2 separate regions of the Homo sapiens genome follow, and region 1 is linked to region 2. Evidence: chromatin loops called from intact Hi-C (ENCODE). Cell type or tissue: Caco-2. All regions are shown on one strand. Each heading gives the region's core, and the rest is flanking DNA. Links, peaks and the distances in the headings are about the cores only.

The links. Hi-C counts contacts between places; a loop is a spot of excess contacts. Peaks named below come from ENCODE experiments on the same cell type or tissue, not always from the same donor. Only the 100,000 strongest peaks of a DNase experiment are listed, where the experiment ranks them.
Region 1: a loop joins it to region 2, with 14 times the contacts of the local background. A loop is called at or near these places in 2 of 110 quality-filtered maps.

What each region holds. Positions count from the first base shown.
Region 1 is chr11:43,062,336-43,077,829 of GRCh38, forward strand. LOC124902662 (a long non-coding RNA gene) reads right to left here. Exons shown (of 2, transcript XR_007062656.1): 2 at 12,827-12,929. It also overlaps the pseudogene LOC100533710. Among named protein-coding and RNA genes, the nearest start is that of API5, 240 kb to the right of the region's middle. In Caco-2, for the core only: no CTCF peak of the experiment used is centred there; a DNase peak (open chromatin) is centred at 9,146.
Region 2 is chr11:43,128,470-43,143,963 of GRCh38, forward strand. No RefSeq gene overlaps it. Among named protein-coding and RNA genes, the nearest start is that of API5, 180 kb to the right of the region's middle. In Caco-2, for the core only: no CTCF peak of the experiment used is centred there; a DNase peak (open chromatin) is centred at 7,722.

The sequences.
Region 1 (15,494 bases), core at 4,776-12,775, 65 kb before region 2:
CAGGCCCAACTACCCAAGCATATTTCAAGCTGCTGCTCCCATTACTTCAGCTAACATCCCGAAGTAGGTCACATGGTAAAGCCCAATATCAGTGTGGAAAGGAAGTATACTACCATAAAGTGGAATGAGAGAAAAATATTTGTGGAACAATAATTTAAATTGTCACACCTTGTCTCACCAACTGCAGAATCTGAGCTCTTATTTATTGTCTCACAAGGCTTCTCTACTGTTCTAAGAGAGTACCTCTCTACTCCAAAAAAAATCATTATTAAACCTCTTTTTCACTATTAATCTGCATAGGATTGAAGGTTGTTCCTTTTACTTATTGTCTATAGGTACCTGGCTTAGCTCTTCCAAACAGCTGAAAGAGCCCAGCTGGAGGGTAAACATAAAGTTGATAGCCCATCATTCCATGCTCATCTCAAAAGCCAGGCTTTGCAGCCCTGATAAGCAACCTGCTGGGTCTACAAATCTGCCATGCTTCGCTCTGTTAAAATTTTATTGGGCACAGTATGGTAACTCAATTAATAGTGAGAATGACACTAGCAAGTGTCACCAGAATTGCAACCTATTATTTTTTCCTTAAAATCTTTTTAAATCACAAGCTGACCAAGCTCATCAGGAGCCATGTCCCTCTACAGGGCATATTTAGTCTATCCCTGTCTTCTCCATTAGTTTCCATTGCCAGAGTCCCACAACTCTGTCACCAGCTATAAGCCTCTCTCTTCTTCCAACAGCAATGCAGCCACTTCCCAAAGGAGCTAATTGAAAACACAAATCAGGCTCTTTGGCAGGATTCTGTGCTGTTGGTAGATTTTTTTAATTTGTTTTTTTCCCCATGAATCAAAAATTTGCTGACTTTATTCCCTCTTCTTCCTCACAGTGGTCCTAATTTAGAAAGCATAGACACAGAAACAAGTCCCAAAGCCAGCCTGAATTACCACCTTAAACATGTATGAGGATGGATTCAAAGCCAACCAGCACCTGCCCTGAAAAAGCTGTAGGCACCTGGCCTTCCAAGGTGTCCTGGACCCCACCTGTCCCACTGGACTTGCCATTTGTGGTCCAGACTTGGAACTTCTCGGCTAACAATAGCCAAAAGTCAAAGGAAGACTAATTGTATCCATAATCAGTTGGCTTGCCAATCTATGACCTTCAGAAAATAAAAAGTCTATTATATACAAAGTCCGATCTAGGAAAGCTGAATGATTGGGAATCGTCACAGTGCTATTTACATTCTTTTTCCAATCTTTTTAAGTTAAAGTCCAGATGGGCATGAATGATGATCTTTATTAAATACACATATTTTTCAAGGTTAAAGAGATCCATGTCATTAGAAAAGAGAAGATAAACATACTTCAGAGTTTCTCCCCCAAAGAAATTTTCCATCTGGTCTCTTGATTTGGATTATGAAGATTATCAATGGAAGGGCAGTCATCTGAACGGATGGAGGTATACTTGTTGAAGCACTGCAGGATCTCCTATCCCCTATCTCGGCAATTTCTGTCCCAGTTGAACTGGTACAGATATAACAGGCATTCCATTGTTTCTGGGCATAGCAGACTGAGACTGTCTTCAAGCCAGACTCCTACATCCCTATGGCTATCTTTGGAGTTAACATTGAAATAAAACTTTTAGGCTCAGTCCAGTCTTAAAGTAATAATACCACTGGTAACACATCTTCCTAAAAGCTTTAATTCCACATGGTCATTGGGCCATCCATAGGGAACACCCAAGCCAGAGTCTCAGGCAAAAAACACACTAAGCAATCTACCTTGGTTCCAAATTTGCCATTGACAGCTTCCCCCATGAAAGTCAATTTGTTGGGCTCAGACTGCTGAAGCAAGTGGTTTTGTATTCCTTCTGTGATTTCAACATAGTCTTCTAACAACTGAAATTTTTTCTTCTTACTTGGATCTACTGCTTTCGCAGATACTCATAGTAACTATCAGTTCTGGCTCCAAGAATGAAGACATTGACAGGAGTAAAGAAGCCACTGGTAGTACAAATGAATTGGGCACTAGCCTATCATTCTTCCCAGGCAGAAAATGTACAAATGTACATGCATTATCACTTCCATCACTGCCTTTTGAAATTTATCTCCAGTGAGACAAGAAGGTTCTCTGAACTCAACTCCAATGGAGTTGTTGTCACTTCTGACACCACACCAACATCTGATTAGACCTCACCTGTGACAAAGTTTACAAGTAGGGAATCTTGGAGGAAGTTCTGAATGCAGGCATTAGCCAAATTCCATTATCTTTAGCTTTTACCAAAAAGAAGCTATCTCAGAAAGAAGTCTATCCAATATATGGAGAGTGATCGCAAAGAGATTTATCTCCACATTTTTTTGAAACTTTAAATTGACACCCATTACTTGGCTCCTTCATATTTTTTTGTAGACCCATAATCTACCTGGTGTCCAGGGAATCAATCAAGTTAGGCCAAGACCATACACCTCATTGAATGATTTGGATACTGGTTTGGACTCATGATAACCCCAAGTAAACTTCCTATATCCTACTGGCTTGAGCTTATTGTGGCCTCAAGCAAGCTTCCTGTATCATTTCTTTGGAGCAGTTGTCACTATGCATTGGCTGCCAATTTGTGTGAGTCCTGGGAGACAGAACATACTTACATGCAACATGTTACATGAAGCAGATTTGTTACTTATAGATAAGCAGCAAGGAACAAAAGAAACTTAAAATCCATGTAAGCAGGTCCCTGTGGCTCAAGAAAGCTGCTCAGGGCAGGTGGAGTCTCAACTGCACATGCCCCACTTGCAACACAGCCAAGGCACCTGGAAAAGCAGCCCACCCTGGTTAGATATCTCACGGCCAAAAGGACTCACTGGGCAAAGCTCTAAAGGATATCCTGCTTCCAGGGGGAGGAAGAACAAAGCTAGGGCTTACCTGGGCAGTTTCTCCCTAACTCAAGATGATACATTCCCTAGGAGGGACAGGAACAAGGCCTAGGGTTTTTTGGGCAGTTCCTCCCTATCTCAGGCTTCTAGAGTTACTTTCAAACACTACAAGCAAAAAAAGGCAGGAGAACTGGGTCCATCCAAGGCCACACAGACAATTATCCTACACTTTCCACGCAATGGAAGGCACTTATCACAGGTTTCTGGCACTCATTTGGAGGAGCTTATTCTTTCTACATTTTGGCTTCCACTGATGCCAACTTGCTGGGGCCTCTGCTTTTCTGGAGAGGCTTCTGCTAGTCCTCAATTACTGCTCCCACCAGCTAAGGACCTCTCTCAAAATATTATCTTCCTTGTGACTTTGTCTCCATTTTTCCTCCTCCTTCTTGCTAACATCCTACCTCTCATACTTCAGGAAGCAGAAATGCTCTCGAGGTATCTAAGCTAAAATCTCAGGGAAATCTTTCAAGCAATCATCTGCTTTGTGGGGAGCCTTGAAGCAGGAGGATTTGGGGGCTTCAATCTGTTGCATTTTCTGCTCTTCTGATAATGTGCCAGTCAGAGCTCTCCCATGGTCTTTTAAGTGGACGTAGGAAAAGAGTTCATAGCCAGTCAGAAAGACTAAAAGGAAAACAATTCCGTTTTAATGAAACCGCGATGGTAACTTCCATTTCCTTCAATATAAACACAGCCTCCTCCCTCCAATATAAACACAGCCTCCACCTTCTGTTGCTGTAAGAATCACTGAAGTGAAAATCAGGAGGTGACAGGCAACGGTCCATGGCAGTGGCGCTGGGGGGCAGAAGTTCCGCTTCCGGCTTCGCAGCTGCAGCTCCAGAGGTTCCTCTCACAACTCACCTTGACTGTAGCACTGAGTCTGCGCCTTGCAGTTCTGCTTGGCCAATTCTTAAACAGGGGTGAATAGCCATTGGGCATATCCAAGACCTATGGTTTAATAGCACTGGTTGGCACTTGCTGTTTCGAGACTATTTTCACAATGGACCAATGAAAAATAGCATTTCATAGGGAGCCAGAGGGCCTTCCTTTGCACATTGATGTCTGAAGGAAGCCCCCAGGAGCTTTCCTTCCGTGGTTCTCAAACTTCAGAGTGGCTGAGAATCACCTGAAAGGTTATTGAAACACAGGTCCCTGGTCCCAACTCCCAGAAATTCTGAATTAGTACATCTAGGGTAGAGAGGAGACTGCATTTCCAGCAAGTTTCACCAGCATCAGGTGATGCTGATGCTGATGTTGCTGGGTCCACAGACCACTCTTTCAGAACCACTGCTCTGATGCCAGGCAGTTCAGGGGGCCACAGGTTTGAGGAGCCCAAAGATAGCAAGACTTAGGACCATCTTTTAACTCTTTCAGCCAAAACAAGAACTCTTTTTGTGTTTTACAAAAACCTGCATGAGATTTCATTTGGGTACGGTTCCTGCAGTAAAAATGGTTTGACAACCACTTCTCTAGGAGGCATCAAAACTTGGGATTGTGCAAACTAAAGACAGAGAAAGAGTAACTTACCTCAAGAATATCAGAGGCAAGAACACATTCATTAACTCAGCAAAAGTTGAAGGGTTATGAAAAGCTAAAAGGTTATGCATGTTGCTGAGGTGGAAAAACCAGAGGCCTACTCTGGGACTCACATCTGTATAATAAGATAAACATGCAAATGATAGGTTGGTGAGGTGAAGGATATGTTAACTAGTTTCATGTAATCTTTCTACAATGATCAAAACCCCACATCGCACACAATAAATGCATATAATTATTATTTGTCAGTTAAATAAATAAATAACAAATGAGTACAACTGTTACATAGTTGCTATGACAGAGGCCTCTTTATGAAAAACAGAAATGGTTAGCATGTGGCTCACATACTATCCTTCCACCTCCTATTCCAGAAAAGATTTTACTAATTAATCGTAATATTCCTCCCAAGAGGTCCCAGATGTGACCTCAGAATCCTTCTCAACACATTAAAACACTGAGCCACAAACAATTGATTAAAGGTAGCATTCAAGTTGAAATTTGTGTGCTATCGTTGATCCAAGTTCTGGTAAGAATATTTCACAATTCCATCTGTGTAAGTTTAGGAAATAATTCATAAAGAGGATGGTACTTGATAGAATCTTGAAAGCTAAATACATGATACATAGGTGTCAAGGAGAGTGAAGAAGGGAGGAGGTGGTGATGGAGTATTCCAGCAGATGTAAAGAATAAAATTCATTACAAAGATTAACAAGTGAATGGTAAGTTGGCCAGCAATTCTAGACCATGGCTTCGTAGATGTTTTATGTGAAAGAAAAGAGAGTTTATTAAAGGTACCTAGACGTGTGTGCAGGGAGGGTCAATGGACAATTTTTTAAAACCTGACTAGATTATGTTTCTGGGCTGTGGAGAAGGATGTAGAGAGAAAGTTTGAAAAAAATAGGCAAGAAAAGAGAATATAATGAACAAGTCCTCAGAGAAAACCTAAGGCCAGTATTCTCTCCCAGCATTGCTTTGAGGTTGTCTGATCCCTACTCCTAATAGGGTGGCTGTGGTGGAAGCACGCATGCACAGCCAGGTGTCTAGTGCACAGGCACAGAGAGGAAATGCCAAACATCAACTCAGAGGGAGACCAAGCTTGAACCACAGAAGCATACCAAGAATAGCTTAGGGTGGGAGGGCCAGGGGACTAGGGAAGTCAAGAATGAAAAGCTTCTTCTCTGAGACAGCAAAAAGGCAGTGGTCTGGAGGAATTCTAAAAGGAAAAAAAAAAAAAAAGAAAATATCACATGTCCATTGGGACTCTGCCCTCAACAAAGGTCTGGATGGGAAAACCAACAACATTTTAAAGATGGATGAAACAGACAGAAGTATAGTAAACAGGTTGTGTTTTAAGATCATGACCAATTCTTTTTCTTTTTTTTTTTTTTGGTCACTTTGCAGTACTTTATTAATTATAGGAGGTTTGAGTACTCTCAATCTTCGTTTTCAAATTTTCATGCCCATTCCGAAGAATTTAGTCTTCCACATGAACTTAAGGAAGTTCCTTGAACCTCCACTACCACCTTACATTTAAAATGGGTTTTGAGTATGATACACCTAAAGAATAAATTCAATAGGTAAATATTAACATCGTTTTTAACTTTAATTTTACTTTTAACTTTCATTTTACTTTTTAAACTTTTATTTTAAAATCAGAGGGTACATGTTCAGATTTGCTACAAAGGTATATTGTATAATGCATGTTGAGTAGAGTATTTTATAATAAGAGTCATTTATGACAAACCCAGCCAATATCATACTGAATGGGCAAAACCTGGAAGCATTCCCCTTGAAAACCAGCACAAGACAAGGATGCCCTATCTCACCACTTCTATTCAACATAGTATTGGAAGTTCTGGCCAGGGCAATCAGGCAAGAGAAAGAAGTAAAGGGTATTCAAATAGGAAGAGAGGCTGTCAAATTGTCTCTATTTGCAGATGACATGATCCTATTCTAGAAAACCCTATCATCTCAGCCCAAAAGCTTCTTAAGCTGACAAGCAACTTCATCAGAGTCTCAGGATACAAAATCAATTACAAAAATCACAAGCATTTCTATACATCAACAACAGACAAGTGGAGAACCAAATCATGAGTGAACTCCAATTTACAATAGCTACAAAGAGAATAAAATACCTAGGAATAGAGCTAACAAGGGAAGTGAAGGGCTCTTGAAGGAGAACTACAAACCACTGCTCAAGGAAATCAATCAGACAAGACATAGGCAAATGGAAAAGCATTCCATGTTCTTGGACAAGAAGAATCAATGTCGTGAAAATAGCCATACTGCCCAAAGTAATTTATAGATTCAGTGCTATTCCTATTAAACTACCATTGACATTCTTCACAGAATTAGAAAACAAACTATTTTAAAATTCATATAGAACCAAAAGGCAGCTTGAATAGCCAAGGCAATCCTAAGCAAAAAGAACAAAGCTGGAGGCATCATGCTACCCAACTTCAAACTATACTACAAGGCTACAGTAACCAAAGCAGCATGATACTAGTACAAAAACAGACACACAGACCAATGGAACAGAATAGAGAACTCAGAAATAAAACTGCACATCTACCGCCATCTGATCTTCAATAAACCTGACAAAAACAAGCAATGGGGAAATTACTTCCTATTTAATAAATGGTGCTAGGAGAACTGGCTAACCATGTGCAGAAAATTGAAACTGGGCCCTTTCCTTATACCTTATATACGTATTAACTCAAGATGGATTTAAAGACGTAAATGTAAAGCCCAAAACTACAAAAACCCTAGAAGAAAATCTACACAATACCATAGGCATGCCTATTCAGGATACAAGCACAGGCAAAGATTTCAAAACAAAAACATCAAAAGCAATACCAAAATTGACAAATCGTATCTAATTAAACTAAAGAGCTTCTGCACAGCAAAAGAAACTATCTTCAGAGTAAACAGGCAACCTGTTTACTGGCAAAAGATCTGGCATTAAGATCTTAATATCCAGAGTCTACAAGGAACTTAAACAATTTTACAAGAAAAAAAAACAAGCCCATTAAAAAGTGGGCAAAGGACATGAACAGACACTTCTCAAAAGAAGACATTTATGCAGCCAACAAACATATGAAAAAAAGCTCAACATCACTGATCATTAGAGAAATGCAAATCAAAACCACAATGAGATACCATCCTACACCAGTCAGAATGGCAATTATTACAAAGTCAAGAAACAACAGATGCTGGTGAGGCTACAGGGAAATAGGAATGCTTTTACACTGTTGATGGGAATGTAAATTAGTTCAACCATTGTGGAAGAGAGTGTGGTGATTCCTCAAAAACCTAGAACCAGAAATACCATTTGACCCAGCAATCCCATTACTGGATATATACCCAAAGGAACACAACCAATTCTTAAGAAAATCTTTTATCCGATCATTGATGAAAAAGTGCTGTAATTTTTTTTCCATAGTGAGAAATAATAAGCAAAATGTGCCAGGCAGTGTGCTAAATGCTTTAAATACATCATCTCCCTTAACTTAATCCTTGTAATGCCTATGAGATATTTTCATCTTACACATGAAAAAACTTAAGTTGATAGAAGTTAAAGGACTTCACAAGCTTGTGTGTGACAGAGCTGGGTTTTTAACCCAGGGTCCAGGCTTCTATCGACTCTACCCTACGTACTTTTTTGAAGAACATCTCTGACCCCACAAAAACACTTGCTTACTTTTCACTGAACAGACTGTTTTAATTTTTTTCTAAGCATCCTTCAAGGCCCATTTGCTTCTCTCTGTGAAGCCTTCACCCGCATCCTTGTGCTCAGTTAGTGGTACCCTGCTCTGCCTTCCTATATGATACCATAAAGCTTTGTACTTATCTCTCCCAGAGCTCTCACTATGTTTGATAATAGCCACCTGTGAGTTTGTCTTTACTATAAGGTTGAAGCAAAGCACAGAGAAAGGATGTGGACTTTGAAGTTAAGGAGAACTAGTTCAAATTTCAGTTCTTCCTCTTATTAGTTGTATAAACATGGGCAAATTACTTAACCTCTACCTCATTTGTAAAATCAAGATAATGGCAACAATGATTGTGAATATTTTAATGAAATAAGATTATGTTAAGTTCTAAAACATGCTGATGCTAATTAAATGGTAGAAATTATCATGACTTTTTATAACTGTTAAGTGAATGAATTGCAATTTTATCTTGATTCACCCCATTGGTTCTATATTTCTGAAAATTTAAGATGGGAACATTTGTTTACAACATAAATTTCAAGCAAAATATTTAAACACCTCATTTAAGAAAAACAAGCTTTTCACACATATATGTTTATAAACAATTAAGGTATTTATGTAAATATCCTTATAGTCATCAAAATGGATCCCAAAAGATCTCAGCTTCCCAATAGTTGGTTTAATTTGAATTACTATAAGACTTTAAAAATAATAAAAGTACAATTCCTTTAAATGGCTGACTGTCACACAAGTCCGTGTGAAAAGACCACCAAACAGGCTTTATGTGAGCAATAAAGCTATTTAATCACCTGAGTGCAGGCAGACTGAGTCCAAAAAAGGAGTCAGCAAAGGAAGACATGGGTGAGGCAGTTTTATAGTATTTGGATAGGTAGTGGAAAATTACAGTCAAAGGGGGTTGTTCTCTGGCGGACAAGGGCAGGGGTCACAAGGTGCTTGGTGGGGGAGCTTCTGAGACTCATTGACTGGGAGAAGGAATTTCACAAGGTAATGTCATCAGTTAAGGCAGGAACTGGCCATTTTCACTTCTTTTGTGGTTCTTCAGTTGCCTCAGGCCATCCAGATGTATACCTGCAGGCTTGGACTCAGAGAACTCACACTGACATGATTTTACTAAATTACATTCCAACCTCTTTCTTCCAATTAATCCCAATGAGTCAAGTTTTATTGTGTTTACATTTCAAGTGCAAGGTTAAAGTAAGTAAGTCAAAAATCTCAAATCCAAATGTTTCAGAGAGCCATAGAAAAAGGCTTTGGCAGATTAATTGGAGGAAAAGAGGGCTTTCAAAGGAGGCTGAAAACAATTTTCTATTGATAGTTAAGTATGTCATCATCTGAGGGTATATGCAAAGCAAGACTAGCCATATGACTGAGAGTTACATGGGGCTTCATTATATTACTTCTTTATATAGACTAGAGATGTTGGAAATTTTCCATGATAAAAAATATTTTAAAAGAACAAGATATAATTACCATCATCATTTGTTAAATTTACTGGGCATTTTCCATCTCTTTTAATTCATAAAATTATCACTTCCTTATGAAGAGAAGCAAACTTAAGATTAAAGAGATTACAGAAATTTCCCAAATTCACGATCCTAATAAGTAGCAGATTTCAAGACTCTCATTTTTAACCAGTCCAAGATACTCAGAAGGAGAAAGGGGGAGAAATGGCATCCTACTGAGAAAGGAAATGTTTCCTTTTTCTATGTGAAAACTGCTAGCAGCCCTCAGATAAAGAACCCCAAGGGGAAAGCAGATGTGACAACTGGAGGCACTGCGTGTGGCCTGTGGACTCCTGGGGAGGGAAGCAAGTAGAGCAGACCACAGCACTGATAGGGGAATGGAGCTGGCAGAAGTGAAGAAACAGCAGCTCTACTGGGATCTATCAGAAAGGTAGATGGATCCAAAAATATGTTGAATCAAAAAATGCAGAATGTGCTGTGTGCAAAAACCGGAGAAGGAATAAATAACCCACCCTGAGGGAGATTCATTCAGATGTTTCCTCTCCAAGAAAAAGTGTGAGGTGAGTATTTTCATTTGAGTTTGAGGAAATTCAGGCAACATAACCAAGAGAAGCACATACCCCAAGATTTCACAAGCAGAACACAGTTTCCATGTGGCTTGTGGAAGGAAGTGGGCATTCAAAACCCGATTTTGAATTCAACCAGGAATTCCCAATGATATATGAGATGGACATACTGAGTGCTTTTTGTCAACATCCAACGAATATTTATTGAGCAAATATTATGTTTGGCACTGTGCTACATGATGAAATACAACAAAGAAAACAGATTCAGTTCTCTAAGCTATAGAGGAAACAGACAAACAAGTCAAACAACAAAAAAAATAAAATAATTTAAAAGGTCTGAGTGCCACTGTATTGGTTTTCCAGGGCTGCCATAATAAAATGTCACAGACTGGGTGGCTTAAACAACAATTTATTTTCTCACAATTCTGCAGACCAGAAGTCCAAGATCAAAGTGTCAGCAGATTTGGTATTTCCTGAGACCTCTCTCCTTGGTTTGCAGATGCCACCTTCTCACTGCGTCCTCACATGGCTCTCCCTTTATCTATGTGTTTTCTGTTTCCTGATCTTCTCTTCTGATAAGGGCAGCAGTCACACTGGATTAGGGTCCACCCATATGACCTTATTTTACCGTAATTACCTCTTTAAAGGCCCTATCTCCAAATACAACTAAGGTACTGCACGTTAGAACTTCAGCATATGAATTCGAGGTGGGAGGGAACAATTCAACCTCTAACAGCCATGAAGTTAAAAAACAGGATGCTGGCCCCATCTTTTCAGGGAAGTCGTACCTATTCAATCTGATGAAGTTAGACTAATAAGTTATCATAATACGGGACACCTCCTCCTTTTGCACAGTTGCAATTGTCACAATGGCAATTTACATTACTTTGTGTGATCACTTGCTTAAGGTCTTCCTCCCTCTCCTCACTGCAAGCTCCAAGAGGGCAAGAATCTCTTCTGCTTTTTCCTTTCACTGTATCCTACCACTTAGCAGTTAACTGTACCTGATATGTAGCAGTTGAGGTATCCACACATGTATTTTTTAAAAGGATGAATGAATAAGCATCAAGATTGAGAACAATGTTGAGGTGTGAGGTAGCATCTAAACTGATATCTGAAGGATGGGATGATGAGCTGGACATGAAATAAATGGGAAAAAGACAACTCCAACCACAGTATGTGTGAAAGGTTTGCAAAAAGATATAATCTGACATGTTACAAAATATATGTATTACATAGTGCCATATAATAATTGAACTTAATATGGCAACAAGATAAGACTGTCTTTTGTTTCAGATATTCATGGATATGCTGGGAAAATGTGGAAGAAGGGCCTAGCAATATCCTATAAAGCTAATTACTTTGGGGAATTCAAATAAAGATGAACCAACAAGAAAACAGCAGAGACGAATAATCCCTAATTTTCCCCAAATCTCAAAGTAGGAAAGTATCTTTCTCAACCGGAGGTAATCCCCCTCCAACTCCCAGGTTTCAAAGAGTAGCAACTGTCAATCTGCAGAAATTCAGCTACCACACATACCCTATGAATATATTAAGACTTTATTATGATTTTGCAGCTAAATTGCATATGATCTTGAACTCAATATATTGTTACTATACATGGACATTTTAGAGCACTGAATCTGTTCAAGGAATTTGAAGATCACTCCATTGGTTTTGAAACTCCTGCAGCAGAATAACCCTCTGCATGTGCACAGAACTTTGAAAGACTGCTAACATAAGACTTGAAGAGCTTTTATGGAGGCTACAGTTGGTTAGATAAGCAATAAACATATTTAAGCTTTTGCTCTTGAGTTACACATTATGGAAAATACATAAATATATATATCTTTCATGAAACACACATATGACGCACTGTACACCCGGGAAAAAAACAAAATTTAATGGTCAAAATATCCCATATTTGAGTCTGTCAACCTGAAATCAAAAACATCAGAATCCAGCTTAAAAGAGTTCGTTCAACTGCAAAGCTGAGAATAGCCATCCAGGTAATACAGATTCCAAAGGAATTGGATCAGTGCTCCAATGCTGAAAAGTTAAGGTCTTGCTTATACAGGCAAAAAACAAATGTAACAGGATTACAACATTTTCCATAGAAGGCTGGTTTATGAGTTACAGCAATTAGATTAGGTACAGCTTGTTTCCTTTTCATTTTCCAATTAAAGAAACTATATTCAACGTTTATCCCAGACAATGTGATAGTCATGAGGTCTTTGTGTAGGAGAATTAAGAGGAAAGTTAATCTATAATGAATATCAACAGTGAAAAGAGAATGGGTCTAGGTCTTCCCTTGTGCCCTTTAGTCTTTTACATTTTACAAAACAATGTAGGTTAAAAAAAAAAAAGCCTAATCTGTAATCAGAGAACAAAGATAACAGCTGCCTAGGTTACAGGTGCCTGTCATGTGACTCAGGTCCCATAATCACATTCCTTTAAGGCTCAAAGTAACTTAAAGTTCCAACAGCTTTTGAATTACTTTTTTTTTACAAGTCAACTTTGCCAATAGCCAACAGTGTGACCTTGACTGCCACATCACCATGACATATTCACTGTGTGTCTAACTCCTTCACTAGATTATAATTCCCTAAGGGCAGAAGACATGTTTTATTTCTTTTTCATCTTTACCAGTTCCTTCTGTAACAGGCACTCACCAAATAGATGTTGTGTGGCTGGATGGAATAAATAACAGCACCTGTAATAGATAAGATAGACATTATCTTGTTTACCAATGCAATAAGTTAACTAAGATAAAACATATATAAAACAATTACAAGGTGTAAAGTATATCTGAATAGTCTGTTTTCACATGGCTGATAAAGATATACCTGAGACTGGGCAATTTACAAAAGAAAGAGGTTTAGTGGACTTACAGTTGCATGTAGCTAGGGAGGCCTCACAGTCATGGCAGAAGGTGAAAGGCATGTCTCATGTGGCAGCAGACAAGAGAAGAGAACTTCTGCAAGGAAACTCCCCTTTATAAAACTATCAGATCTCATGAGACGTATTCATTATCACAAGAACAGCATGGGAAAGACCTGCCCCTATGATTTAATTACCTCCCACTGGCTCCCTCCCACAACAGGTGGGAATTCAAGATGAGATTTGGGTGGGGACACAGCCAAACCATTTCACTAATCAAGGTGAAATTATACAGTATTAATAATAAATTCAGCAGAGGGGAGAGAATAAGACAAACCAACTTGTCTCCAAATTTAGTCAAAGATATATTTAAGAGTTAGTGAAAATTTGACTCACTTAAAAATACTTCTAATGGGGAATGGTGTATAAATTGTCTGGCAAGGAGCCAGTAAAAGGAAGTGGTTCTGTGGTCCTTGGATTTTCTTCCCTGGGGTTCATCCCCTTCCTACTCCTTAAAATCTTCAGAATAGATTTATATCCATGTTCTGCTATAAAAGGAAGTGGCATTTTCCCTTTTTTAACTACTTTTTAAATCTAATATTTTTACTTTGTTCTGTTTTCTGATTGCTAATATCTTCCCTTATTTTCTTAAGTATATCTATCATGTTTATGTTAAATTATCTTTTCATCTGTTCTAACCCTTTTGCTCCAGATGGGAAATGTTAACCAGTTTTGTATCATCTCTCTTTTGAGGAAATTGTACTTCTCTAGTGTCTGGTTATTTTCAGCTTATCAGCTCAGCTTCCCCTAGGAGTTCAACCCGCTTGTCTTGCCATTGTACTGAAAAAGGTTCAAAGATCAGGCCCTATCTTTGTCCATAGCATAAAGAATAAGGAGAGACAAGAGTGAGTCCCAGGACAGAGAATCTTGACATCCACAGAGCCATCACTCCTTTTTGGCAACACCTACCCAGGCAACTCCTCTTGCCAGGCTTTCACTTTTAAACCCTTCTTTAGGAAGAAGCAGTGTGGGGAGGAGGCATATCCCTAGTTTGCAATATACTAGTCCGTGGATCTAGGAGAAGTGCAGGAGTGAATGCCTAGGAATAGTCAGTCCATACCTCTTGCCATCAACCTCAGCAAGGTGGTCACTAACACCAGTAGCCTAGCACTAGAACAATTAGGCACTGATTGTCCTAAGGCAGCGGGAGAAAGAGGCAAGAGCTAAATGTCCCTAAAGATTTCCTCTAGCCACAGCCACTCACCTTCAACATTCACCATCCAAAATAGCCTTCAAGGGCTTCTTGTGTTCATTCCTAGCACCCTGGATTCTCAATTCTATAGCTTCTTTAAGGTTGATTTTTGGAATAGGGTGCCAGTAGCCCATACTAGTTTGCTTGTTTTTAAGACCTTGTTTTTAAGCCCATCCCCTCAATGGATTTCTTTTTTGTTTCTTCGTTTTATGATTGAGTCTTGCTTTGTTGTCCAGGCTGGAATGCAGTGGTGTGCGACCTCAGCCTCCCGGGTTCAAACAATTCTCCTGTCTCAGCCTCCCGAGTAGCTGGGACTACAGGCACACGCCATGACACCCAGCTAATCTTTCTGTATTTTTAGTAGAGACAGGGTTTCACCATATTGATCAGGCTGGTCTCGAGCTCCTGACCTCAGGTGATCTGCCAGCCTTGGCCTCCCAAAGTGCTGGGATTATAGGCGTGAGCCACCCACCGTGCCCAGCCCAATGGATTTCTTTTAAAAGACTTTCTGGCTTACTTTCAGGTATCATTAGCCAATAAGTAAATTGTGATATTGTTTGAGAATCAGTGATACATTTGAGTATCAAAGATTTGTGATGTGCCTAGCAATTCTACTTTTAGAAATGTATCCTAAAGAAATAAGCTGATAGGTACACAAAAGTGTTTAAGGTCATCCACTGCAGTGGTACTGCTAATAGGGACAATTTGGAAATAACTGAGTGATCATCAGCAGAAGATTGGATAAATAAATCTGGCATACAAATGCAACACAATGCTGCATAGTCATGAAAATGATGATATGGATTATATGGGCAGAGAAGATATACCCTGTGATTGTTAGCTTACATTTCTAATATAATTCCATTTATGCAAAATAAAAGAGAGAGGGAGAAAGAGGGCTGTAGCATAGACAGCAAAATGTTATCACGGATTGTCTCTAGATGTTGGGGTTTAAAATTATTGTTGCTTTTCTTCATTATAATTCTCTGTATTGTTTGATATGTGAACATCCATTTTAATAATCCTTATGATCAGAAATATAATTTTTTTTGAAAATTAAAAAAATAATGAATATCTCCCCAATCATGAAGCCAAAGACTAAACTTCCCTAATGATTTGAGCCCCATTTCTATAGTGTTGGGGGTT
Region 2 (15,494 bases), core at 4,035-12,034:
GACTTGTCTAACAGTCATAACTAGTGAGCAATTTAGGCAGAGTTTAAACAGAGCTATACAAGGCCTAATCCCAGGCTTTTTCCAAAACAAATTATTTATCGATTATTTACTTCTTTAAAAATTTATTTACCTGATTGCTATGGTCTGAATTTGTCCTCCAAAATTCATGTGTTAAAAATTTAGTCCCTAGTGCAAGAGTGTTTGGAGATAGGGCTTGGGAGGTATTTAGGTCATGAGGGCTTTGTCCCCATAAATGAATTGATACCACTATAAAAAGTGTTTTCAGGGGTGGGTTTGCTATCTCTTGCCCTTCTGCCTTCCTCCATGTGATGACACAGCAAGAAAACCCTCACCAGATGCTAATGCCTTGATCTTGGGCTTTCCAGCCTCTACAACTGTGAGGAAATAAATTTCTGCTCTTTAAGAACTATCTAGTCTCAGGTATTCTGTTATAAGAGCACAAAACGGACTAAGACACTAATGTAACAGCAAATGCCCTTCTGGGGCTTTAGTTGCTCATCTGTGAAATTGAGCTGCTGGACTGAGTTTCCCCAACTCTAAGACACAAGGATTCCCCAGGAGCTCTAGCTCTCCTTTGAGACATTTCCCCCACCAGGCAATGGTCTCCTAGCTCAGTGATGCTCAGCCACTCAGGGAACTTTTAATTCCAAGACTGGGAACTCAAACCTGGACATTTTGATTTACTTTGTCTGGGATGGGCTTAGTCATAGGTACTGTGGCCAGGGTTGAGAACCACTGTCCTAACTTGACGACCTTTCTCTTCTTCCAATCTCCACCCATCCTACAGCTCCTCCATGATACTCCATGACATTCCCAACCTGCCTTTCCAAATTATGCTTATCAATGGAACCAGAATGATCTTTATAAAACAGATATGACTGTGCGACTCTCCTGTATATACAAGTTTAGTATCTCCCCAGGGTTTACCCAATGGGGTTCTTAAGATGGCACACAGGCCCTTACCTGGCCTGACCCCAGAGCTCTGCATCCCCAGCATCTTCTGCAGCCATTTCAGACAGCACCCCACACAGATTACGCAATATGCCCCAACCACACCAAACACTGTCATACAACTAAGCCCAAATTCACCCTGCATTTACCTGGAAGGCTCTCCCATCCTGTTATCTACTTTGTCCATTCACCCAGCTTTTCAAACCCATTGCCCCTCTTCCCCTGCTCCCACCTTCACACCTCACTGCATCCTCCTAGAACTCTTCTGTAGTTCCCTCAGGCAGAGCTAAGAATTCTGTCATCCATGTTCCTATATGTCTATCAGGCAGCTTAATATGTCTATTAAGTCCTCACCACACTGAATCATTGCAACCACACATGTTGCTCTCCTCTCCTCTGCACTCCAGCCTGGGCGACACAGTGAGACTCTGAGCTCCTTGAGAGCCATGCAGTGTTCACTCCAGCACCCTGAGAGAGCAATATGTGTATAAAATACCCTTCAATATGTGTCAAATAACTGAATGAATGAACAGACATAATAACAAGCAAATGCCATGCTCATGGGTCACTGAGAAAGGTTCGAATAATTTTCAAACTGCTTCTTCCTTAGACCAACAATGTCTCCTGATTAACAGGCACTACCATGGAACTCAAATAGGGCAGAGTGGCAGGGAGAAGTGGCAGAAAAGTAGACAGAACCAGGACCTCTTCTCGCAGTTTAAACCAGACTTAAGCCAGCAGCTTACACACCAAGCAAGCACAGAGAGGTTTCCTTTGGCCCAGAAAGTGCTTTAAAATTCTGGTTCTACACTTTCACTTGATGTGTCGGAGGCTCAGGCAACCCGCAACCTGCATTCCCACCAGGCTTCAATGACAGCAGTGGGGTAGCTGCTCCCCCATTTTGAGAAAGCACCTGTGTTCTCCAATGCGCCACAGTCCCCAACAGTCTCTGTTGTCTTCCCTTAGCTCATCTCTCCCAGTATGTTTGCTGTCTGGCCACTGTAGGCATTTGAGTTTGCAACCCTGGGTTTAAACAGATTTCTTGGCTTAAGGAGTTAAAATGCCTGGGGGTGTGCTCATTCTTTGCACCAAAGATTAACAGAAAGGATCTCTGCAGCTCCATTTCTCTCCAGGCTAGAAAGTTTAATAAAACCCAGCTGATGCTGCCTGGCTTTAGGGCTGAGAATGCCAGGGGCCATGACTGGGAAAGGAGAACAAAGTGGGGGGAAGAGGAGGCTAGGTGTAGCACAAAGAGGCTGTCTGGAAGTGTGACCCTCTGTTCTGCCAGGCTGAGATAAGCTCCTCAGCAGGACTGTTAAGGAAAGGTGAGGACGGAGCTGGACACTCAGCAAAGGGAAATGTTCAGGAAGAAATTCCCCAGCAAGTCTGTTAGACAAGCCACTGTCTCGTGAAGCTTTAGCTCCACTCACTGGCTGGCTATAAATTAAGCTCCAGGAAGCCAGCACAGCTCAGCAAAGCTTCCAGGCAGCCCCAAGGCACTGCTTAGAAGAGGAACTTTTCCTCAAACTCCACCTCTTACAGAGTTTCCATAGGCTGGCCATTTATGGGTTGTGTGACCCTGGACTTCAGTGTCCTCCCGTAGAAAACAAGGAGTATGAACTAGATTTATCTCTAGTGTCCTTTCTAGGTGTTTCTTTCTTTCTTTTTAAACAAGGTCTCACTCTGTCACCCAGGCTGGAATGCAATGGAACGATCATGGCTCACAGCAGCCTCAACCTCCTGCGCTCAAGTGATCCTCCTGCCTCAGCCTCCCAAGTAACTGGGACCACAGGCATGCACCACCACTCTGGGCTAATTTTTTTACTCTTTGCAAAGATGGGGTTGCAATGTTTCCCAGGTTAGTCTTTAACTCCTGGGCTTCTAAGAATTTTAACATTTGCTCTTTCTTCCAACAAAGAGGTGATGCCCACATAGAGGAAAATGTAACTTTATATAAACATATATAAACCCTGCTTTCCACTTTAATTAAGACATAAATACCTGCAGCAGCTAGAGATGTGAAGAGGCAAGTGAGCAGAGGAAATGTGCATAAGACTCTCAGCAGCTTGGTAATAAACAGGGAGGACTGAAGTGACCCTGTGGCTCCAAAGGTGGCTGTTCATTAGCCTCCTCCTATCCTTAGACCCAGCTGGAACATTGCATGCACTGGCTCCCAGGTTGCAGAGGATGTCAGCAGCTCCAGCTCACCTGATTGAAGGAGGCCATGTGACTTTCCCTGGACTTCCTGCTTGGACAGTGAATCCCTGTAGGGCCTGGATCCATTACCCTCTTCTTCTCCCACTCTACCCAGCACTCTTCTTCATGAGTTTGCTTTCTCCTGTCTTTTTTTCCTCCACTTTTCATTCAAAAATTGTTGATTAAGCACCTCCTATGGGACAGACATTTTTCTAGAGTCTGGGAACACCTCAGTGAACAGACAGGTTCTTATTCTTATAGATCTTCCATTCTAGAGAGAAAGCTGAAAGATAAATAACACAGCAGGCAGTGAGGGGTGCTACAAAGAAGGATAAGCAGGGTAAGTGCGTGGGAAAATGTGCTACTTTGTCCTCTAGAGGCCAGGGAAAGCCTCTCTGTTAAGGTGATATTTGACAGAGATTTGAAGACACTGAAGGAGTGAGCCATTTGGATCTCTAGGGAAAGAGCATTCTTCTCCACGCAGAGAAGAGCAAGTGCAAAGGCCATGATGAAGAAGTGAGCTTGGCCAGAGTGAGGGACACCAAGGGTGGCCTACAGTGCATGCAAGTCTTAAGAGATGAGGTTCCCGGTGCCCTTTGACTGCTCCAGAGATCCTGTGCTCACAACACAAAGCCCCAATCATCCTAAAATATATCTATGCTAAGGAAATTTGTCCCAAAATTTCCTTTCATCATGATTTACCTTCTGGTATCCCACCCATGAAAGCAGAAATTTCCTGCTTTCTCCTAATAATTGCTAACCTGTCTCCTCCCCTAAAATGTAAGACCAAGGAGAACAGGGACTTGGTCTATTCATTCACTGCTCTATGTTCAGCTCCTATTTCAGTACTGAAAACCAAGTAGGCCCTCAATAAGTATTTTTTAATTAATTAATTTATTTATTTTATTATTATTATTATTTTATATTTTTGAGATGGAATCTCTCTCTGCTGCCCAAGCTGAGTGCAGTGGCACAATCTCGGCTCACTGCAACCTCCACCTCCCAGGTTTAAGCAATTTCTGGCTAATTTTTGTATTTTTAGTAGAGACAGGGTTTCACCATGTTGGCCAGGCTGATCTCAAGCTCCTGACCCCAAATGATCCCTCTGCCTCAGCCTCCCAAAGTGCTGGGATTACAAGCATGAGTTACCGCCCCTGGCCAACCCTCAATAAATATTTATTTTCTAGATGAAATGGGGAAACTAGCTATGTTACATGGTAATGAGGCAGCTGACTTTCTTGGAAGCAGAAGACTTAATTCTAGATTTGGTGACACAAAAGCAATAAAGGAAGGACCTCTATAAATCACTCATGTCTCTGAGCCTCAGCTCTCAAAGTGTTGGATTAGAACTAGGGATGGCAAAATCCTGCTACAGGCACAACCACTACCCCCTTCCATGCCCACTAGACCCTCTAATGAACCGTAGCTGTCTCTCTCTAGAAAAAACTTCGGAATTCTTCCCACCCAATGCTCTTAGCAGCCACAACCAAAGGGTCAGAGGTGACTCTTACAATGAACCCAATTTGCCATCCATCAATTAGATGTTTAAGATTCCTTTCCACTTTAATATCCTATAATTCAAATCTAAGCAAGCTTGTTTGGCCATATGGAGGTACATTTTTCTGCAAAATCAATCCCAAGAAATCCTACTGCTCACAGGCAAGCAGGTAACCCCTGCTTCCATAGCACAGACAGTCACTAATAACACTTGCTTCAATTGGGACAAATAGTTTTCCCCCAGAACCTAATTCAAGGCTATCTTTTTCAGGCTCTTTAGAAGGCTGCTAGAGTTGGTCCCTTGAGTAAGCTGAGTATTGTGGTGCCCTTCAGTTCCTATGCCATAGAAGCTTGAACCTCATTCATTAATCCACTAGCCCTAAGGCTTAAAACCAGTCTGGCCTGGCTTGGAGCCTTTAGATCACTCTCTATCTTCTGGCCAATAAGAATGAATTTCTAGGCCAGGCATGGCGGCTCACGCCTGTAATCCCAGCACTTTGGGGGACTGAGGGTGGCGGATCAATTAAGGTCAGGAGTTGAGGTCAGGACCAGCTGGGCCAAGCCCATATCTACAAAAAATACAAAAATTAGCCAGGCATGGTAGCACACACCTGTAATCCCAGCTACTGAGGGAGGCTGAGGCACAGGAATCGCTTGAACCCAGGAGGCAGAGGTCGCAGTGAGCTGGGATCGCACCACTGCACTCCAGCCTGGGCGACAGAGTGAGACTCCGTTTCAAAAAAAAAAAAAGAGTGAGTTTCTGAGGTCTCTGATATGGTTATGGTCTTCTGGCTCTCGAGCCCTTCAGCCTCATTCCTCCTCAGGCATTCATTCCTGACCTGTCCCTCATGCCTTTCTGTGTCTCCTGTCTAAGCGTTCTTGCTCCCCATGCCTGATGGGAGTTGAATGCACCTTTTCCTACAATGTGCACTCACCCCTCAGAACATGTTCTCCTCCAGCCACTCCAGGTACAAATCCAATAAAATCCACCCTGAAGTCAGGAACACTCCCCATTGGCAGGCCCATGAGATGGGCATTTCTGCTGAGGAAGAAAAATACACAAATATCCAGATATAGAAGAGGACCATGAAAGATGCCCAAACCCCTATGGAGAAATGTGGCATTGTCTCAACTTCCTCCCAAAACCACGAAGAGGAGTGTTTTAAATGACATGATCCCATAAGGACAAAGGAAATTGGAGAAGTATGAGCAGAGGAGAAAAGCCAACAACATTTTAGAAGCTGAAAGTTGAGCAGTGACTGTCTTAGTTAGCCAGAGAATATGAGCTAAAAGAGAACTTTATTACATGGGCCCTGTAACAGGAGACTTAAAAACACCATGGAAAATGTCTCCAAATGTGTGTTCTTGAAAGTTGCTTGTTCAGGTACTTGTCATCGAAATAACTTCCCTTTCAACCCAAACATCTTAATGTCACCATCACTGACTACAATTTCCTTCTGACTCCATATCTCACAATGGTGGTGCCCTGGGGTAACTGGAGTGCTTTAAACCCCTTTAAACTCCAGTGGCCCTCTACCGAAGTCACCCAAATAAATACACGATGGAGGTGAAAATGCTGTGCTGGGTATGCAAGCACTGAACAAGATAACTCTCCAGCCCTCCAACCCTCTACTCCAATCACCATCCTAAGCCCCTCACTCTCCCATACAAACTCTGGAGTGACCACTGGGATCTCAGCCACCGGTTCTTCTTAATATTCCTCCTCAAGTTAGCATCATGGTCCCCTTTAAAAGTCATCCCCATGCCTACTCTGAGCAATCATTTCATCTGGGTCAGGGGTCTGGATCTCAATAGAAGTGGAGGGTATACCAGTAATATTTATTTTTATGGAGGCTTTTCTGGAGTTATATCTAAGATAGTGTGGTCAGAGACATGCCTGTGAGGATTTGCTTTAGTAGAGACAGAGTTTAGGAAAGCTAGAGGCCCAGAAAGTTAATACATCCATTAGACAGTCTTTCTACTGGGTGCTTGGATGCTAGAGAGTCTGAAATGGCCATTGAGGGCACTGCTGAGTGTATAGGAAACCATGCACATTTTGCTCCAGATATCTAGAAGTCAGAACTTATAATTATAGGGGGTAAAGTCTTGACTCCAACTTGTCCTGAATTGTCCTCAGTTTATGTTGCATGATGTAATAAAAAGACCCAGAGCTTTCAATTTATGGATATGGGTTTCAAGCCCAAATCTACCAATTTACCTGTGCGATATTGCTTGATCATTCTGGACCTTGATTTCCTCAGCTGCAAAACAGAGGCAATAATAATACCAACCTTGCATGGTTGTGTCTAGGATTTTAAATAATATACGTAAAAATTTTTCAGTGCAATGCTAATTACACAGGAGCCCCTGAGGAAGTGATGGATATTCTTTTTCTTCTCACTTAGGCAAAGGCCCATTTCACTGCCACATGGAAGTGAGTATTCCACAAGAATACTCAAGGTAGGGTAAAAATTTTCCTTTAAAAATACCTTAAAATCATCTGACATGTTTGAATAAGTTTCTTATTTGATTAAGGCCCCACAGTTCTGGGCTCTACAATGGAGAAAAGGAAAAAAAATAACGGATTTAAGAGCAGGAGTTACCAATCAACCGCCTTCTCAAAAAAGAGTCTCCAATTCCTAAAGAGATGAGTTCTTCATGGGACCAACCAGGATGAATTGCATGCAAAATGTGCTCCAACTGAAGGGATCAACCTGTAATTCTCAGTCTTCTTATAAAAAACCCAAACAATTAATTCAGAATGGCTTGAAATGGAGAATATTTTTAAAAGCTCTCCAGTGACCCTAGTGTACAGCCAGGATGAAAAGCCACCCTCTTTTTAAAAAATGACCTATTGGATGGAGAAAAAGGATTTTACTCATTTAAATATTTGAAATACCTTCCAAACACAATCACCTAAGTCTCAGCATAGTTGCTGCTAAATCACTTGTCAGAAAGTTCTGACACAAAGTCATCTGCTTAAGCAGAGGTGCCTCAGGTTATCTGAGTGTGTTGAGGCCAAAAGGAGATAACATCAGGCCCAAAAGAAGAGGCAGGTCTGCAGTTGAAGAAGCAGGTAATCTAAAGTTTCAAAAAGGAGATAAGGCAGAAGCAGAGAGAAACTTTGGAAGTAGGGCAGAGGCCAGTTTGATCACAAGACATGAAGATGCAGAACAAGGTAGCCACAGAATGACTCTTGTGGGCAGCACACACACGCCACATTAAATATAGCCTGGGCCGGGTGCGGTGACTCATACCTGGAATCCCAGCCCTTTGGGAGGCCGAGGCAAGTGGATCACTTGCACCCAGGATTTTGAGACCAGCCTAGGCAACATGGTAGAACCCCATATCTACAAAAAAATACAAAAAATTAGCCAGGCATGGTGGCACGGACCTGTAGTCTCAACTACTCAGGAGGCTGAAGTGAGAGGATTGCTTGTGCTGGGGAGGTCAAGGCTGCAATGGGCTGTGATCATGCCACTGTACTCCAGCCTGGGTGACAGAGTAAGGTTGGAGTGCAGTCTCAAAAAAAAAAAAAAAAAAAAAAAAAACCCTGCAGCCTGCACCACTCCTACTGGTAGGCTTGCTCTGGTATCAGCACTTCAAGCAGGTGATAACACTATGAAGTTTATTTTTAATTGCTAGGTGTGGTGGTTGTCCTTCTTCAGAGTAAAAATGCACTTTCTTACTCCCTTTGAAGTGAGATGTGGACCTGTGCATTGATCTGGCCAAGAAAATGTGACCAAAAATGACCTGGACACTTCCGATGGGAGCTTTAAAAGCCAGTGCACAATTTATCACTGATCCTTTTCCTGCTTCAGTCATCATGGAAGCCCAGGTCAGGATGGAACTCCCACCAGCCTGGATTGCTGATTAAGGATGCTCCATGTTAGCACAAAAAAATGAGTTGTTGTGTTAAGCCACAGAAATTTGGAGGTGGTTTCTTATTGCAACATAACTAGTCTCCATGGCTTGAGATTATTAATGGGATTTTTCTAGCGTAGAGTTTCTCAATTTTGGTAGGATTGATGTTTGGAGTTAATGCTTTCTTTTTTTTTTAATTATACTTTAAGTTTTAGGGTACATGTGCACAACGTGCAGGTTTGTTACATATATATACATGTGCCATGTTGGTGTGCTGCACCCATTAACTCATCACTTAACATTAGGTATATCGACTAATGCCATCCCTCCCCCCTCCCCCCACCCCACAACAGGCCCCAGTGTGTGATGTTCCCCTTCCTGTGTCCATGTGTTCTCATTGTTCAATTCCCACCTATGAGTGAGAACATGCTTTCTTGTGGGGATTGTCCTGTGTATTGCAGGATGTTGAGTGGCCTCCCTAGCCTCTACCCACTAGACACCAGCAGCACCCCACCCCAAGTTGTGACCATGAAAAATGCCTCCACCAGTATGATTCCACTTATGTGAGGTACCTAGAGTAGTCAAAATCATGGAGACAGAAAGTGAAATGATGGTTGTCAGGGGCTAGGAGAAGAGGGAAATGGGGAGTTAGTGTTTAATGGGTACAGAGTCTCAGTTTTGCAGAATGAGAAGAGTTATATGGATGGATGGTGGTGATGGTTGCACACCAGTGTGAATGTGCTTAATGCCACTGAACTATACACATGATATGGTTCAAATGGCTAATTTTATGTTAGGTGCTTTGTCACAATTTTTGAAAATGGAAAAAAAAGTGTCTCCAGACATTGCCAACATACTCGGGAAAGCAAAATCGCCCCTGGTTGAGAACTAGTGTTCCAGCTGTAGCACAACACATTCAATTGTATAATATGTGTAAAAACATGGGCCTAGGGCTCAGCCCTGCTTTTTGCCATTAAGGGTTAGAATCTCATCTCTCCTAAAATATTTTTTATCTACTCAGATTTTAGGCCAGGATCAAAAGGACAATTGACCTGTTTGATCTAGAAAAAGCCCGTCTATGGACACAAAACTGGTGTGATATAAAACTGTAAAAACTCTTACACTGTTTTAAGCTTTCCATCTGATAAACAGTACAGTAGAGATTCCATTTGGGATAATTTTTCCTGAAACCTACTTGTTTTTCATGCTGATTCTACAGTTAAGGGGCCTGGTCTTAACATGTGTTGAAGCAAAAGAGTGAGAAGAGCTGAGGGAGACATCAGAGACTTTCCAAATGACAGAATTGCAAATCTTCTGGGCAGTCCTCCCCTGAGGAAGGGGTAGCTTATACTTTGAATGCATCTTGAGGAGTATTCTCCACACCTGAGGAATAAATTAAGGCTAATACGGTTGGCTCAGCTCTTGACAAATTGAATTCCATGCTGGGACTGAGGCAGCAGAGGGCTTTTTACATCTACCTCCACCACCACCACCCTGCCTAAGTCATCTCGGAGAATCCTCTTTCTATCTCAGTATTGGGCCTACATTCTTATACTTCAGCCCTTTTCCATAATGACCCCTCCAGATTGCCACACTCTAGAACCACTACATAGAAGGCGGCGCTACTGCTGTGTGGACACTTCATCTCAAAGTGAGGGGTCGGCTCACATGATCGCAGGCCTCCTCTCTCTGGCCTTCTAAAACATTCTCCGGGTTGAGGCTAAAACTGCTCCCCCAAAGCCCCATAATAGGCATGAACAGATTATCCTCCCCTTCTTTGTTCCAATGGCTGGAATCCTTAACTAATCCTCTCCCCACAAAGTAGGGCTGATTTCACAAGCTGTTACTTCAGCTGCTTGCTCTGCCATCTGCTCTTGATTTGCTTGGTGAACACCTCCAGGGTGCTCAGAGCTGCCCTGTCACACTTCACCCCACTCAGCTTCTGGCCCCCCACCCTCAAACACATCTGCATCTGCACAACCCTCCCATGCTCCAGTTCTGCCCACTGTTGATCCATCCATCTGCGCTCCAGGCCCCAGCACCTTGGGAGCTTATGCTGTCAATTACTTGCGCTTAGTTCAGAATCTTTAGCCTCTCCACATCCATGGCTCTTTCATTTACTCAATGTAGTAACATGTTTAAACCTCTCCCATCCTGGAAAAAACAAAAAAAAAGTCATACATTCATTTAACCCTATCTCCCTCTCTAGCTTAAAGTAATCTGTAACCTTCCTGGCCATTTATTTACTCCATGTCCCAGGTTGAACTGTATTCACACACTCCCAAAAATTCATGTTCTTCCTAGGAATCTTAGAATACGAATTTATTTGGAAATAGGGTTGTTGCAGATGTAATTGGTTAGGAGTGGACCCTTAATCTACTATGACTGGTGTCCTTAGAAGGAGAGGAGAGGGAACACAGACATACACACAGAGAGGAAGCCATGTGATGACAGAGGCGGGAACTGGATGATGCGTCTACAAGCCAAGGAATGTCAGGACTTGCAGAAACCCCAGAAGCAAATGGAAAGGCATGTAACAGATTCTTCCTAGCATCTTCAGAGAGAGCGTGATGCTGCCTACACCTTGTTTTGAACTTCTAGCCTCCAAAACTGTGAGAGAATAAATTTCTGTTGTTTTATCAAGACACCTAGTTTCTGTTATTTTGTGACAGCAGACCTAGAAACTGAATATACCCCTTAAACCACTGCGGTTTTCCTTTTTGTTCCAAGATTCTTTCATGTATGACCTGTGAGAGCCAAATCCAGTCTTTATTTGGCCTCTCTGGAGCACATGCGACTCATTTATTCCTTGTTGTTGCTCCTCCCCAACATCCTTCTTGGCCTCCTTCATTGCTTCCTAATCTCACAGCCATCTACCGCACAGTGGAGTCCCTGGGTTCATCACCACATCCTCCCACTCTATTCATGCTCCACTGCAATCTCATCCAAATACCAGCTCTCCTCCTACCCCCCATGCTGATGATTCCCCAAGCCCTCTAGCCCAAGCATCTCTCCTGAGATCTACTTTTGAGTTCCCCACTGCTTCCTGAACATTTCCACTTAGAACTTCTACAAGCACCTCAAAAACTACATGGCTAAAATGGAAGTCATGGTCTAGAAGCCTCCTTCCCAAATAAACTTGCTTTTCCTCCTGTAACCGGAATGTCTATGAGAGGCTTCACATTCACACAGGGGCATAAGCCAGACACCTGGCATCTTCTTGGGCTTCTCCCCTGCACCCTTCGCCATAGTCACTGAGGCCAAAGGACTCTGCCTATAAGGGTTCAGGGAATGCATCCTCTGCATCCCTGCTGCAGCTGCTTTAGCTCAACTTCTTACTACCTCTTGTGACTAGTGGAGACATCCACTACACCCAACTTTGATGCTGCTCTGGGAGCACTTTCTTATACCACCTTGTTTTTTTGTTTTTTTTGTTTTAATTTTATTATTATTATACTTTAAGTTTTAGGGTACATATGCACAACGTGCAGGTTTGTTACATATGTATACATGTGCCACGTTGGTGTGCTGCACCCATTAACTCGTCATTTAGCATTAGGTATATCCACCACCTAGTTTTAAGTCACTCCCCTGCTTCAAATGCTTCAGGGGTTCCTGGTCGCCTGCAGGATGACGTCCTTAGCATTCCTCCACTTGGAATAACAAGGCCTTATAGCATCTGGCTCTCAGGAGCTTAGAGTGAAGGGACTCTGCATTCAGCTCCAGAACCTACCACATACTTGCTGTGTGGCCCTGGGCAATGTACTTACTCTCTCTGGGCCTCAGATTCCTCATCTGAAAATGGGGATAATAACAGTACCTACCTCATAGCGCTGTTGTAATGATCAAATGAGCGAATATGTTGAGAGTACCTGGAACTGTGTCCAGCATGTAGTAAGTGGGCACTAAATATTAACTGCTGTTGCCGTAAGTATTACCTTTCTCCACTCATTTCCATACAGCTTCCCATGTATGTTGTTTTCCGGCCAAGCAGCACACTCTTCCATCTCAGAATTTAAAAAAAAAAAAAAAAGAGAGAGAGAAAGAAAAAAAAAGTCCTACCTGTGTTCCCCTGGCTCTTGGCCTTGACACACACTGTCTGGAATACCTTTCCCACCACCTCTTATCCCACGGTCCCTATGAACATACTTCGACTCATCTTCTCTACCCTAAGTACCCTCCCCTGCCATCAAACATGCTCTTCATTGAGCCTTCATAAGGCCCTTGTGCTCACCTCTATTGGAGCACAGATCACACTGCATTATAAAGGACCATGTCCTGTCTCTCTGTCCATCTTTCAGAGTTTGCCTTATTGATCTTAGTGATGTCAGCACGTGACACTCAGCTGGACAAAGAAAGCAGGCTCAATAAAGGCTTTAGAGTTCAGTAAAGAATTGTATAAAGGCATAAAATAGAGATGGGATACAAATATTTCCCAGGCTGCCTGGGATAGTCCTGGTTTAGGCCATGGTCCTGATATAATTACTAACAACACCATCTTTCACTGTCAAAAGTATCTCCTTTGGACAATACATTATAAAGTCACTCTAGGTATTAGAGCTGTGATTCTCACCCTATCAGGCCCGATTTTCTCTTTGTTTAACAGCTATTTTAGAATATCCTATGCACTATCTTTAAATGAAATTGATAGGCAATAGAAACTGCCAGTAACAGAATTTCCAAAAAATCAATGTAATAACCTAAAAAGAATGCTAAATGGAAAATGAAGGAGATTTTTAAAAAGTAGCTTAAACTAAAATTATATATGCAGTATTTTGACATATAAATGCATAGGTAAGTGACTTACGCTTCTGGCCAAGATGGAGTAACAGAGACCAAAATTACCTTCTGACCTAAAACAACAAAAATACTGGACAAAATATATGAAACTATGGCCCTCAAGCAACAAAGGGAATCAATCACTGGAATCAAGCAACAAAGGGCAGTGATCCTCAAGAGATGAGAAACAAAGGAGGCTAGTCCCAAAAGTTTCCAGGCCACAGCACGGGAAGGAAGAATGCAGATGGAGCTCAGAGATCTTCCTGAGTTGAGAAGACAGAACTGTAAGTCTGGGAAGGCCAATGTGGCTAGAATTCACAGGGCAGAATATTGAGGAGGAGAGGGCTGTACAGAGACAGAGCTCTGGAAATCTGAAGAGAATACATATCCTCCTTGACTATTTAACGGAATAGTGATCAGAGTATGCAGGTAAGAAACCTGCCTGAGAGGCCGGGCGCAGTAGCTCACACCTGTAATCCCAGCACTTTGGGGGCTGAGGCAGGTGGATCACAATGTTAGGAGATCGAGAGCATCCTGGCCAACATGGTGAAACCCCATTTCTACTAAAAATACAAAAATTAGCTGGGCGTGGTGACAGGCGCCTGTAGTCCCAGTTACTCAGGAAACTGAGGCAGGAGAATCGCTTGAACCTGGGAGGCCAAGATTGCAGTGAGCCGAGATCATGCACTCCAGCCTGGGCAGCAAAGCAAGACTCCATCTCAAAAAAAAGTAAAGAAAGGAAAAGAAAAGAAAAAAGGAAAGAAAACTGCCTGAGAATAGAAAAAGAATCATCTGCAAAGATTAAAGGGGTTAGAGGATTCCCAGTGCTCACAGGGAACAGTCCCTGTTAACATCAGTCAGAATAGAAAATCTCATAATTCATGAAGAGAGAGTACTTAGAAGGGTTCTGCCCAGTAGTGAGCAAAACAACCCTAGACCAAATACTATTCTTATCACCTATCAAAACTTACAGGCAAGGTCTGGAAGGCTCAAAATTTTCCAGGTAGCCTAATTGTATAACAGAACAAAGCTCAGGAATATTTATGGAAATATAAAAACATGCAAGAAGCCAATAAGGTAAAATTGGTGATCTCTGTCATCTAATCAAAAATCATCATTGATGTGAAGAGGCAAAAAATATGACACATAATGAGGATAAAAATCAATGATAGAATTAGTAGATAAGATAATAAAATTAGCAGATAAGTATGCTTGAAGCATTGATGTAACTGTATTTCATATGTTCCATAAGCTAGAGTAAAGATTGGGCTTTTAAACTATGGAAGATATAGGAAAAAACCCAAATTGAATTTCTAGAAATGAACATTACAGTGTGTGAGATGAAAAATACACTGGATGGAACTAACAGTAGATTAGAAATTGCAGAATAATGGCTGGGCGCGGTGGCTCACACCTGTAATCCCAGCACTTTGGAGGCCGAGGTGGGAGGATCATGAGTTCAGAAGATCGAGACCATCCTGACTAACACGGTGAAACCCTGTCTCTACTGAAAATACAAAAAATTAGCCAGGCGTGGTGGCAGGCACCTGTAGTCCCAGCTGCTGGGGAGGCCGAGGCAGGAGAATGGCATGAACCTGGGAGGCAGAGCTTGCAGTGAGTCAAGAAGCACCACTGCACTCCAGCCTGGGCAACAAAGTGAGACTCCATCTCAAAAAAAATAAAAAATAAAAAAAATATAAAATAAAGAAATTGCGGAATAAAATACAAGTGAATTTTAAAACATAGCGATAGAAATTATCCAAAATAAAACACAAGGAGAAAAAATACTAAAAAAAAAAAAAAAAAAAAAAAAAAAAAAAAAAAAAAGTAGATCATCATGAAGCTGTGGGACACCTTTAAGCCACCTAATATAAGTGTATTTGGAATTCCTGGGAGGAGGAGGAACAGAAAAAAATACTTAAAGAAATAAAGTTTGAAAATTGTTCAAATGCTCAGGCAAAACTAACCTGCAAGATGAAGAAGTAGTCAGATGTTTACATTTAAACACATAAATCACTATGGAATTGACAGCTACAGATGCAGACCACTGCCAGAGGTGTTATTTGGGTGACTTGAGTTTGAATACTATATGTGCTTTTCCTTCTTGGGTGGGACTGCCTGGTATATTCCAGGATGTTCATCATCCCTAGACCTTGCCTAATAAATGTAGTAATACCACCAATCAC